Regions from separate parts of the Homo sapiens genome. Here regions 1 and 3 are each linked to region 2. Evidence: chromatin contacts called from ENCODE Hi-C or POLR2A ChIA-PET data. All regions are on one chromosome and are shown on one strand. Each heading gives the region's core, a stretch centred on a gene start or an enhancer-like site at or near the end of the contact. The rest is flanking DNA. Distances are from core to core; before and after follow the strand shown. Region 1 overlaps EYA2 (EYA transcriptional coactivator and phosphatase 2). Region 2 overlaps EYA2 (EYA transcriptional coactivator and phosphatase 2). Region 3 overlaps EYA2 (EYA transcriptional coactivator and phosphatase 2).

Region 1 (3,494 bases), core at 2-2,501, 65 kb after region 2:
ACATGAACTACTATTAGTAACAAAGCAGATAAGATCTAGATGTACTAACAGTGAAAAAATGTCGAGATTATGAAAGTGGAGACTAGCAAATTGTGGTGTGTAAAATCTGATCCTCTTTTTGTAAAAAGAAAACTCTATGAATTTGTGGATGATTTTTATATTTATTAAAACATGTCTGCAAGGGTATATACCCAACAATTAACAGGGGTTATGTCAGAAAAGATCTATTTTTACTTTATATACTTCAGCATCATTTTATTGCTCTATGATAAGCATGTTAATTACTTTTGTAATTAAAAATGAAACCAAAAAAGGAAAAGAAAGTCACAAGAAACCTGAACCCCAAAGTGTGTAGAGGTTTCTGGTGAGGTGGCCTTTGTTCTTGAGTATAAAAGTGGTCCTTATATTTATTCAGATTCTCTAAGTGCCAGGTGTGAGGCCTGGCTGACACACAGTAGGTGCTCATTAAATAAATAATGACAGCTGGGCCCGGTGGGCCTGGTGGCTCACGCCTGTAATCCCAGCTACAGGCTGAGGCAGGGGAATTGCTTGAACCCAGGAGGCGGAGGCTGCGGTGAGCCGAGATCGCGCCATTGCACTCCAGCCTGGGCAACAAGAGTGAAACTCCATCTCAAAAAAAAAAAAAAATGACTGCATGAACGAGTGTGGAAGGAAATGAATAATGCAGCAAAAGAATGAAAAAGAAGAGAGAAGAGAATGAAAACCTGCCTTCCTCTGCTCACCCATCAAGCACCAGGAAATCAACTCAGGCTGAGAAAAGGCCTGCAGGACGTGCCGACATCCATTTTGACCTTACGAATGGCCAAAGATACTGATAGTGCTTCTTCCCTACTCCCAAAATCAAGGCAAATGACACACATGAAAAACCTCGAGTAAATTTTCTGCCAAAGATTTTCAGCTGCAGACCACCAACCCAGCTTCCCCTTGGCTCTGAGAATGCCTCGTAGTAAGAACTGACTGTTAGCAGAACCTATTTCCCTGGGGACGCAGCTCAGGGTTGACATGAACTCACAGTCTCGAGCAGAACGAAACTGTGAGGAGAGGTGGCTATCGGTGGCATCTCCTGGTGTTTGAGGAATGACGCACAGGGTTTCTTCACTTGCTCGGCTGAAAGGAAGGAGCATCTGTTTATGTTGTTGCTGCTGTTTTGACACTGGCCACTCATCGGCATGGTATTTGTGGAGAGAGGTGGCATAAAAACTGTATTAGTGTGTTCCCTCAAAGAGAGCGAGCTGCCAGGAGACTGCGTGCTACGCAAATCTTTTGTCCACAAACCACAAGTCAAAATGAGTTGGAATTTAGAGAGAAACACAGCTGTGTGGGTTGAGACATTGCTTCTTTACTGTAAGCTCCTAAATTTACCGATTTTATTTTTCTTATTTGCCCCCCTTCCTTCCTCCCTGTCTGTTTCCCTTCTTCCACAAATATTTATTGAACTTTTACTATGTGCCGATCGTTGTTCTAGGAGTGAGGCATGGAACAGCAAATTAAACAATGTCTCAGTCCCCCTGGAGATGATGCTCTAGTAGGGGTGACCTACAATAAACAGGAGGCGCTTAAATATTCATGACAGGGTGATCAGGGAAGGCCTCTCGGAGGAGGTGATATTTGAGCAGACCCCTGAAGTGGATGAGCAAGTGATGTGAAGAGGAGGTAGGAAAGAGCAACAGGACAGAGCAGCACATGCAAAGGCCCTGGGATGGAAATGAGCTGGATGTGTCTGAATGTCAGAAAGAAGAATCGTGTGGTTGGAACATGATGAGAAAGGGTCACAGGGAGAGAAGAACATGTCCAAGAAGTAGCCAAGGGCCAGCTCACACAGGGCCTTGTAGGCCCTGGGGAAGCTAAGTGTATTGGGAATTTGCTGGAAGGTTCTGAACAGGAGAGTGGCATGGTCATCCCAACGAGAGCTCCTTTGCTCCTACTTATTCACGCGATCTATGCCTATTCAAGGAAAGTTGGAAACCACAGAAAAGAAAAAGGAAAGAAAAATGCCACCCATGATCTTAGCATCTGTGCTGGTGGTTCTGAATGGCAGTGATTTTACTTCCCAGTGGACAGTTGGCAATGTCCAGAGACACTTCTGGTTGTCATAACTGGGGAGGGAGAGGAACTGGGGAGGGAGAGGCCAGGAATACTGCTAACCATCCTACAAGGCACAGGACAGCGCCATAAGGAAGAATTATCAGGCCCCAGTGTCCGTACATCTGTCCATACCGCTGATGTTCTCAAGGCCAACTCTAAACCTGTGTTTGGGGACATTTCTCCCACTTCCAACCCGGCTCATTCTAATCTACTTTCATTTTTAGTGTACATGAGCTCCTACCTAATCTTCTATGTTGATGCTTCCTTTCCACCGAACAGGAAAACATAACCATTCCCCAAGATTTTGTTCTAACACTACCTATGATGGTGTCACTTTCCTTAGCACTGAGGTTCCATAACCAGGTCCCATAACTCTTGGGTTAACCCGCGGAGTTCTCAAGCCCTCAGACCCCAGCATCCCCATGTGTAAAGTGGGGTTAACAGTACATCTGCCTCAGAGGGTAGTCATGAAGATGAAACGAATTAGAATATGTAAAGCATCAGTGACACACACTAAATATTATAGGAACATTTGCTATGATCACAACTCAAGTATCTCCCTTTCGTGTTTTCCAAGTTTTAATATTAGGAATAATGCTGTTAAAAGTATTTTTAAAGATAGATTTCCACGACTTCAAATATTGGGTCTCTCAGAGTGGGATGACATTTGAAAATTGAACTCTATGAGCTGTGCAAAACTGTCACAGGGTGAAATAGGAATGTTTCAGGAAGTCTCATTTTTCATGTGTTTAGATGTGCAACGACTCCTGATAGAGAGTTTCCCTGGGCAAAACACCTTCACTTTGCATCTTAAGATAATTGGGAATGCAACCTCTTACATAAAAGCATCCTTAGGGTGCCCTGCTTGGGATGCGGGGCTGATCTGGTATGAGGTTCTTATTTCAGCAAGCGTGGGCAACCCCTGCCCCGGGGAAGCCAGTGGGGCTGAACTCGCAGGCCTCAGCCTGCCAGGAAGAGCTCCAGGTGATGCCTCCAGGTGCGGGGTGGCCTGCGGAGGGGACCAGGCTTTACTTTTCCATTGTGTGCGGCCTCTGGACCAAACAGGAGCTCTAGCAAAATGCCCAACTCCCTCCTTATTCCGGTGGGTGCTTGCTCTGCCCTTCACTGTTCAGCAGAGGAACTAGAAAAGCACAGAGCTGCACAAAGGAGGTGCTCAACAAATCCTTGTTGAATGAATGAATGACTGATGAACAAACGGCCAAAGCTATTGATTCATCACACCGATTTCTAAAAGGAGGTTAAATGAGGCCAGCTTCTGGCTTGCTCAGAGTAAAATCTAAAGAGCCAAGCGCAACCCATGAGGCCCTGTCTGATCCCGCCCCTGACTTCTGGAGCTCAGATCCCGCCACCCTCCATCTCTCACACTG
Region 2 (3,641 bases), core at 572-3,071:
TAGTTTGTGCCAGGTGCGCTCTAAACACTTCACATACATTAACTCATTTAGTCATCATAGCACCCCACGAGTAAAGTACTCTTAGTGTCCCCATTTCATAGGGAAGGAAACTGGAGGACTGAGAAGTAACTGAGCTCAAGGTCACAGGGCTGGTTTGCAGCCGTATTTGGAGGTTAACTCAACCTGACTTCAGAGTCCCTGCTTTTAGTTGTTTTTAACTACCATGCTAAGGAAGGAATAACAGAGATAATAAAAAGAAAATCTAGCCTTTATGGATCTCATCTGTGGTGCCCATGAATCATGTTATTTAGTCTCCCAAAGCCTCATGTTGTCACCTCTCTCACTATGATACCAGTTTCACAGGTGAGGAAACTGAGGCACAGAGAAGTCCATGTGCTTCCCCAACTCATGCCATTGTGTGTGGGGTACTGCCAGGACTGACCACAGGCCAGGTCCAGAACTCTTAACAACTCTGTGGCACCAGAAACTTCTTATAACACACTCTGGAGATTTTTTTCCCCCTCTTTTTAATCTTTGTGGTTATTTCTGTGAATAGCAGTGTTTTACCAGAAGAAGCCAAAAAGAAAAAAAATCAAACCCATAAGAAACACACTTCAGCTATAAAAACCCCAGGGTGAACTTAAAATAAAGAAAATAAACAACTCTGCAAAGGCTGAACAAGAGCTGTGAACTTTTTTCTTTTACATTTATTGTATATTCCATGGAGGGGCAGTGTTATCCAAACAGATACAGATCTCAAACCAGGGCCTTACGGGGTGATGGCTGTGCTAAAGTTTTTGGAAGTTTATGAGATTAGCTAGAAGACCTAGTGGGAGGCATCCTGGCTTGTCTAAAGCTTGCTCTGTGATCTTCCGTAAGACACTCTGTTGCAGTGCCTCAGTTTACTCATCTGTAAAATGATGAGGTGAGCCCCAAGAGCATCCTTTTTTGCTTCTAAAAATTATATATTTTTTCTTTTTTTGAGACAGGGTCATGCTGTATTGCCCAGGCTGGAGTGCAGTGGGGTGATCATAGCTCACTGCAACCTTGAACTCCTGGGCTCAAGCAATCCTTCCACCTCAGCTTCCTGAGTAGCTGGAACTACAGGTGCACACCACCATGCCCAGCATTTTTTTTTTTTTTTTAAAGATAGGGTCTTGCTCTATTGCTCAGGCTGGAGTGCAGTGGCATGATCACGGCTTACTGCAGCATTGACCTCCCAGGCTGAAAAGTGATCCTCCTACCTCAACATATTGAGTAGCTGGGACTACAGGCATGCATCACCATGCCCAGATAATTTTTTTTTTTTTTGTAGAGATGGGTTTCACCAGGTTTCCCAGGCTGGTCTTGAACTCCTGGACTCAAGCAATAAATATACCTGCCTTGGTCTCCCAAAGTGCTGGGATTATGGGCCAAAATTATGGTTTAAATTCTTAGAAAGGAAAAAGACTCATGCTAGCTTCTCACCATGGGCCAATTTCACAAAATCAGCATTTTCAGGCCTAAAAGTTCATAAGCCTCAATCTTCTTTATTTTCTTCTTCCTCTGAGAAACTAAGCTCAACCAATGTCTTCCATTCTGAAATGCTCTCAGTAGTTCGAGAGTTTATTTCTCCTCTGGAACAACTCAGAAAAAAAAAAAGTTAATAGGAAGCACATGGGCATGGTGTGTGAGCGTTCTGTGTGTTTGTGTTTGAAAAAAATACTTAAGGAGGAATATGTCAGGCTTGCAAAATGCCTGGGCTGTCTCAAGAGCAGTTTATAGCCATTAGCATCAGACTGAAGGCAGTTAATTGGGACGAAGCCCAGCTGCTGCCGCTGCCCTTCTGTCATCTGGGCTGTGAGGAGGATAAGAAAATAACCTGGACGATTCCCATGGTAGGGCGAGAAGAGAGCTGGAGACGTTGGCTGGTGGGGATTGAGGTGGGGGGTGGGGCCCTAGGCTCACCCCTGAGAATCACCTTCTAGATGGATCTAAGAGAGTGTGAAGGGCAGGATGGCGTGAGGGTTATGTGCCTGGGCGACTGCCTGGCTCATTTCCCACTGCCATGGCCGTGTGACCTTGGGTAAGTGACTGAAACATTTTATGCCTCAGTTTCTCCACCTGTAAGATGAGGGCAGTGGCAGTGCTCATGTCACGGGGCTACTGGGGAGATTAAGCCGCATGTTTATGTGCAGACATTAGGACAGTTCCTGGAGTCCTGAAGGAGTCCAGGAAATCTCATCATTTAGAGGAAGTGGCACCAGAGAAACTGGAGTCTGAATCCCAGCTCTGAACACTTATTGGCTCTGCGGTTTCAGGCAAGTCACTTGCCCTCTCTGAGCCTCACTTTCACCATCTATGAAAGCAGGGCTTATGGTGCCCACCTCACGCGGTTGCTGTAAGAAGAAAGAATATTATTCTGCATATCCTGCTCTGGGGAGGATAGGATGAGGCTCCTCTGGAGTCCTTGAACACTGTGAGCCTTTTCCTGCCGCGGGGCCTTTGCTCTTGCGTTCCCGCTGCCTGTACGGCCCGGCCCAGCTCTGGCCCCTCCTGTGGCAGCCTCCTTTCCATCGGGAGGCCCCTGACCACCTGCTGAATGCCGATCACCACTCCTGGTCCATACCACTGCTCACGGTCCAGCATGCCACCATGTTTTTGTCTGTCACAGGCTTTATCAAAATCTATAATTATCTATCTACTTGTCAATTGATTACTGTCCATCTTTCTCCATGAGGAGATTGTCTTTGTGTGCTGCTGTGCCCTCAGTGCCTAGAAGGGTGCCAGGTGTCAAGCTGGTGCTCAACATACGGAATGAATGAATGAATGAATGAATGGGGGCCTCTCCTACATAACTTAGATCACTTATTGTGTGGCTGAGGGGGTGTCAAAATGGGATACGGGGACCGGGTCTCCATTTCAACCTCTGTGGCCTCAGAAGCCCTGAGGCAGTAAGTCCAGTTTCTATTTAAAGAGCTGGAAAAAAACTGGCTTGAGATGGACTCAAATACAAGTTGAAGTTCAGTACCTTCACACACCTCCTGTTATCAGGGCCGGTGCCATCATTCACTCCCCACTTGGAGAGATGGGTCTCAGGAGTTTACTCCCTTCAGTGGGCCTCAGAAAGGCCCGACTGGGGACACAGACGTGAGAGCAGAAGCAGAGGAGGCAGGAAAGTGCCGGGGTTACAGCGATGGGCTTTGCAGTGAGGCTGGGGGTTGGGATTCCACCAGGCCCCCAAGACATCTGACACAGTCCCTTTGCCATTATGCTTACAATAAAATCTAAAATCCTTGCCCTGGTGTTGGACAAATCAGTCATTCCTTCTATGCCTCAGTTTCCTCTTCTGTGAAATGGGAATAATACAGTACCGTTGCTTGAGAGCGTCATGAAGGTTGTATGAGAGAACCCACAGAGCATCACCTGGCACCTAGCATGTTTGGTCAAGGCTGGCTCATGGCATCACTGACAAACTTGGACACAGACCTTACCAGGAAGCTATTCTCAGGGCTGGGCATGAATGCTTATCACCTGCTTTCCCTACACACATACCTAAGATTATTTATTCTCCTTTCACAATTTTTTTTTCCTGAAATGCTGCCCTTGACAATCATTTTTATTACTTCCTTAATAAAAAATTAAAATAATAAAGATGAAGT
Region 3 (3,382 bases), core at 110-2,609, 98 kb before region 2:
GTCAGGAGACTTAACTCGCTCAGAACTCTCAACCCAAGTTGAGTGATTCTATAAGGAAATGGTCTCTCTCAAAGCGGCCGAGAGCACAGGGCTTCAAAGAAAGTCTCTGCTAATGAGCACTTTTCTGACAACCCCAAACCATCTTTAAAATATATTTTATGTTGGAAATAATCCTTTAATGCTGTAAAATACATAAGCGGGGGTACTTGGCATGAAGGTCCCTGGCTTAGGGAAGCATCATTATAAGGGATTAAGCCAACAAAGGGTACCACCCCCATCCAACACCTCAAACAATGTCATTCACCTCCGGGACATCTCTCAAGGCTGTTCCAACTTCTTCCTCACCCACCCCCGCCAAAATGACAACTGCAGATGTTTGCTTCTTGCCCTCACTCCTTACAGGATGGGACAGAGTGACTAGTGAGGTCACTCTCCTTCTCCCAGCCGTGCTGCAAAGAAAATAATCACTGCTGGAGAAGCCCAATCAAAGTCATCCTTTCTTTATTAGCCACAAAGACTAAACACCTTTTACTCAGCTGAAAAGAGAGAGGGAAGGGGGAAGAGAGATTTAAATACAAGGTTTAACCCCCAGTGGGGGAAAGAAATCTCCGACTTCCTCAGAAAATCCTTTTCAAATTGTATTCATCTTGACTTAATCCACATCTACCAAGTGAATGAGGCAGTATTTATTTTGAGAATCTATTTTATAGAGTTCCAAGGACTCTGTTTTCCTTGGGCAGGGCTTCCTCTCCGTTTCAGAGCTACAGGCTCCTGCAAGGGTCTGGCCAGGCCTTTAAACTTCCAAGGTGCTCGCCTCACATGACCAAGAAAATGTAAATAAACACAGCTGAGCTCAGGAGAAATTGGAAGGTTTTCTCGTTAAAGAAATAAAATAAACAGATGTCCTTAAGCACTTTGGCTTGTGTTTGTCACAGGATGGAAAGCTCTAGCTGTATGAACGGCAGAAATGAATTACAGCTACATTTCAAGGTAGAAGGGGGAAAAGGAAGAAAAGGAAAGAATCTGTGGTCCTCTGAATTAACTAATAGTCCTCGAGAGAGGGCACTTTTGATTTGAACCTTAGCAACTTCTACAAATAGTTTTTAACTGCTGCGTCATAAAACCGGGTTTTCTTTTTCTTTTTCTTTTTATTTCTTCTCAGTTTGTAAAGCAGTAACAGACAGGCCAAGCCGCCTATCGCCAACTGGATCTGATTGAATCCCTACAGTCCTGTGCTGGGTTCTGGATTCCGGAATCCAAGCCGGAATCACGTAATAACACCCGCGGAGGAATCGGGGAGGACTGTGGTGGAACGGAGAGGGCAGAGGAGCCGGTCGAGGAGCTGTGGAGATCAGGTCATGCTCTCTCGACCTGGCCTCTGGATCTGCAAGAAAAGCCAACACCAGGTGAATTCGGGGCTCCATCTCACCTCACAGATGAATGTGTGAAAGGATGGCCTGGGGATGGAGTTAAATGCAGATGCTTGGCTGGGTGCGGTGGCTCATGCCTGTAACCCCAGCACTTTGGAAGGCCCAGGCGGGCGGATCATTTGAGGCCAGGAGTTCGAGACCAGCCTGGCCATCGTGAAACCCCGTCTTTACTAAAAATACAAAAATTAGCTGGGTGTGGTGGCGTGCGCCTGTGGTCCCAGCTACTGGGGAGGCTGAGGCAGGAGAATGGCTTGAACCCAGGGGGCAGAGGTTGCAGTGAGCCGAGATCGCACCACTACACCACTGCACTACCGCACTGAAGTCTGGGTGACAGAGCAAGACTCTGCCTCAAAAAAAAAAAAAAAAAAAATGCAGATGCATGTTCAGTGAGTCTACAGCGGGGTCTGAGACTCTGCATTTCTGCCAGCTACCTGGTGATGCCAGACCGCCCTTCAGTAGCCAGGAGACTTATGTCACAGCAGGGCTCTACTAAGAGGAGTTTCCATCCCTGCAGCAGCAATCATGGAGTCCCAGCATTCATACATCCTCGATGTCTTAGTTTGGGTCTCCCAGGATGCTGACCCAGAGCCAAAGATTCACATGCAGGTGGTTTTTCTGGGAGGTGATCTCAGGAAGGGCTGTTGACACAGTGGGAGCGTGAGAGTGGAGGGGAAGGAAGGGTGGGTCAATGAGCAGGTCAATGCCTGGGCCACTGGGGCTCTGTCCCTCTGGGACACTGCCCAACGCACTGCAGAGGGTCACAGGTGCCTGCAGAGGGACATCGTCACACCCAAAGGAGCAGAGTGCTACGGGAATAATGGGGGAGGGGAGATTGACAGAATCTGTTATAATGAGGTTTCAATTCCAGCCTTTTAAGAAGGATGGTGGGCCGGGCGCAGTGGCTCATGCCTATGATCCCAGCACTTTGGGAGGCTGAGGTGGGTGGATCACCTGAGGTCAGGAGTTCGAGACCAGCCTGGCCAACATGGTGAAACCCAGTCTCTACTAAAAATACAAAAATTAGCTAGGCGTATTGGCAGGCGCCTGTCATCCCAGCTACTCGAGAGGCTGAGGCAGGAGAATCGCTTGAACTAGCCAGGCGGAGGTTGCAGTGAGCCAAGATTGCACCACTGCACTCCAGCCTGGGCAATAAGAGCGAAACTCCATCTCAAAAAAAAAAAAAAAAAAAAAAAAGAAGGATGATGATGTTATTCTATAATCAAATAATCACACCCAGAAATAAATAATTGCAACTGTGCTACTATGAGCACTGTGGTGCTATGAACCATCAGTAGGAGGTTTTTAACCAACTTGGAAAGATTGGGAAGCGTCCCTAAGGATACCACACTGGACAGGCAACACTGGTTAGACTAAGGGAGGGTAGGAAGAGTGTTCTGGGCAGAGCAACAGTGTGTGCAAAGGCCCTGTGGTGGGAAGTGCATGTGAGCAGGAGGCTGCAGCAGTGCTGGGGGTGGGTGAAAGAGATCAAGGTGAAAGTTGGCAAGGTTGGCAGGGGCTGGACCGCCCGGGGCCTGGAAAGTCATGGCAAAGAGTTTGCCTTAAGGGCAGTGAGCATCACTGCAGGGTTCTCCACCGGGTGAGGATGGAGAAGGTGGCACAATCCCATTTGCCTCTTGAAGCAGTTGTTTGGCTGCCCAATAGGCTGAGGGTGGTGGAGGCAGAGGGGAAGCAGGGAGGCAGCTGTCCAGACCCGTGGAGAGGGCGGAGGAGGCTGAAATGAAGGAGGTGGTGGGGGAGCTGGAGAGAAGGGGATGGGATTCAAGAGACAGACACAGCAATGATGATGGTTGGCGTATGGGTCAGTTAAGAGAGTTACGTGAGCATAAGACGGGTGACCTGACTTACTCTGGGGGACCCTCGAGGAAGTAACTTCTGAACTGTGTTATGAAAGAAAAGCTGAGCCTCCCAGTGAATAACAGGAGTAAAAAAGA

Evidence for each region. A loop is a pair of places that touch in the nucleus more often than their neighbours do. ChIA-PET counts read pairs that join two places held with the same protein, here RNA polymerase II (POLR2A).
Region 1: a loop to region 2 is called in a map of DLD1, with 7 times the contacts of the local background. The contact joins two enhancer-like sites. A Hi-C loop is called at or near these places in 2 of 168 maps with a recorded cell type or tissue (DLD1 and astrocyte of the cerebellum). POLR2A ChIA-PET finds 5 or more read pairs at or near these places in 2 of 52 experiments (AG04450 and BJ).
Region 3: a loop to region 2 is called in a map of IMR-90, with 1.9 times the contacts of the local background. The contact joins two enhancer-like sites. A Hi-C loop is called at or near these places in 1 of 168 maps with a recorded cell type or tissue (IMR-90). POLR2A ChIA-PET finds 5 or more read pairs at or near these places in 4 of 52 experiments (AG04450, Caco-2, IMR-90 and 1 more).

Annotation. Positions count from the first base shown.
Region 1 is chr20:46,952,293-46,955,786 of GRCh38, reverse strand. All of the region lies in intron 1 of EYA2 (EYA transcriptional coactivator and phosphatase 2), which reads right to left. Among named protein-coding and RNA genes, the nearest start is that of EYA2-AS1, 52 kb to the right of the region's middle. Within about 2 kb of position 1,251, at least 4 of the 41 ENCODE cell types and tissues checked have a DNase peak (open chromatin) inside an H3K27ac peak, as active enhancers do.
Region 2 is chr20:47,017,476-47,021,116 of GRCh38, reverse strand. All of the region lies in intron 5 of EYA2 (EYA transcriptional coactivator and phosphatase 2), which reads right to left. Among named protein-coding and RNA genes, the nearest start is that of EYA2-AS1, 120 kb to the right of the region's middle. Within about 2 kb of position 1,821, at least 2 of the 41 ENCODE cell types and tissues checked have a DNase peak (open chromatin) inside an H3K27ac peak, as active enhancers do.
Region 3 is chr20:47,115,413-47,118,794 of GRCh38, reverse strand. The region is part of intron 9 of EYA2 (EYA transcriptional coactivator and phosphatase 2); the gene reads right to left. Among named protein-coding and RNA genes, the nearest start is that of MIR3616, 50 kb to the left of the region's middle. Within about 2 kb of position 1,359, at least 6 of the 41 ENCODE cell types and tissues checked have a DNase peak (open chromatin) inside an H3K27ac peak, as active enhancers do.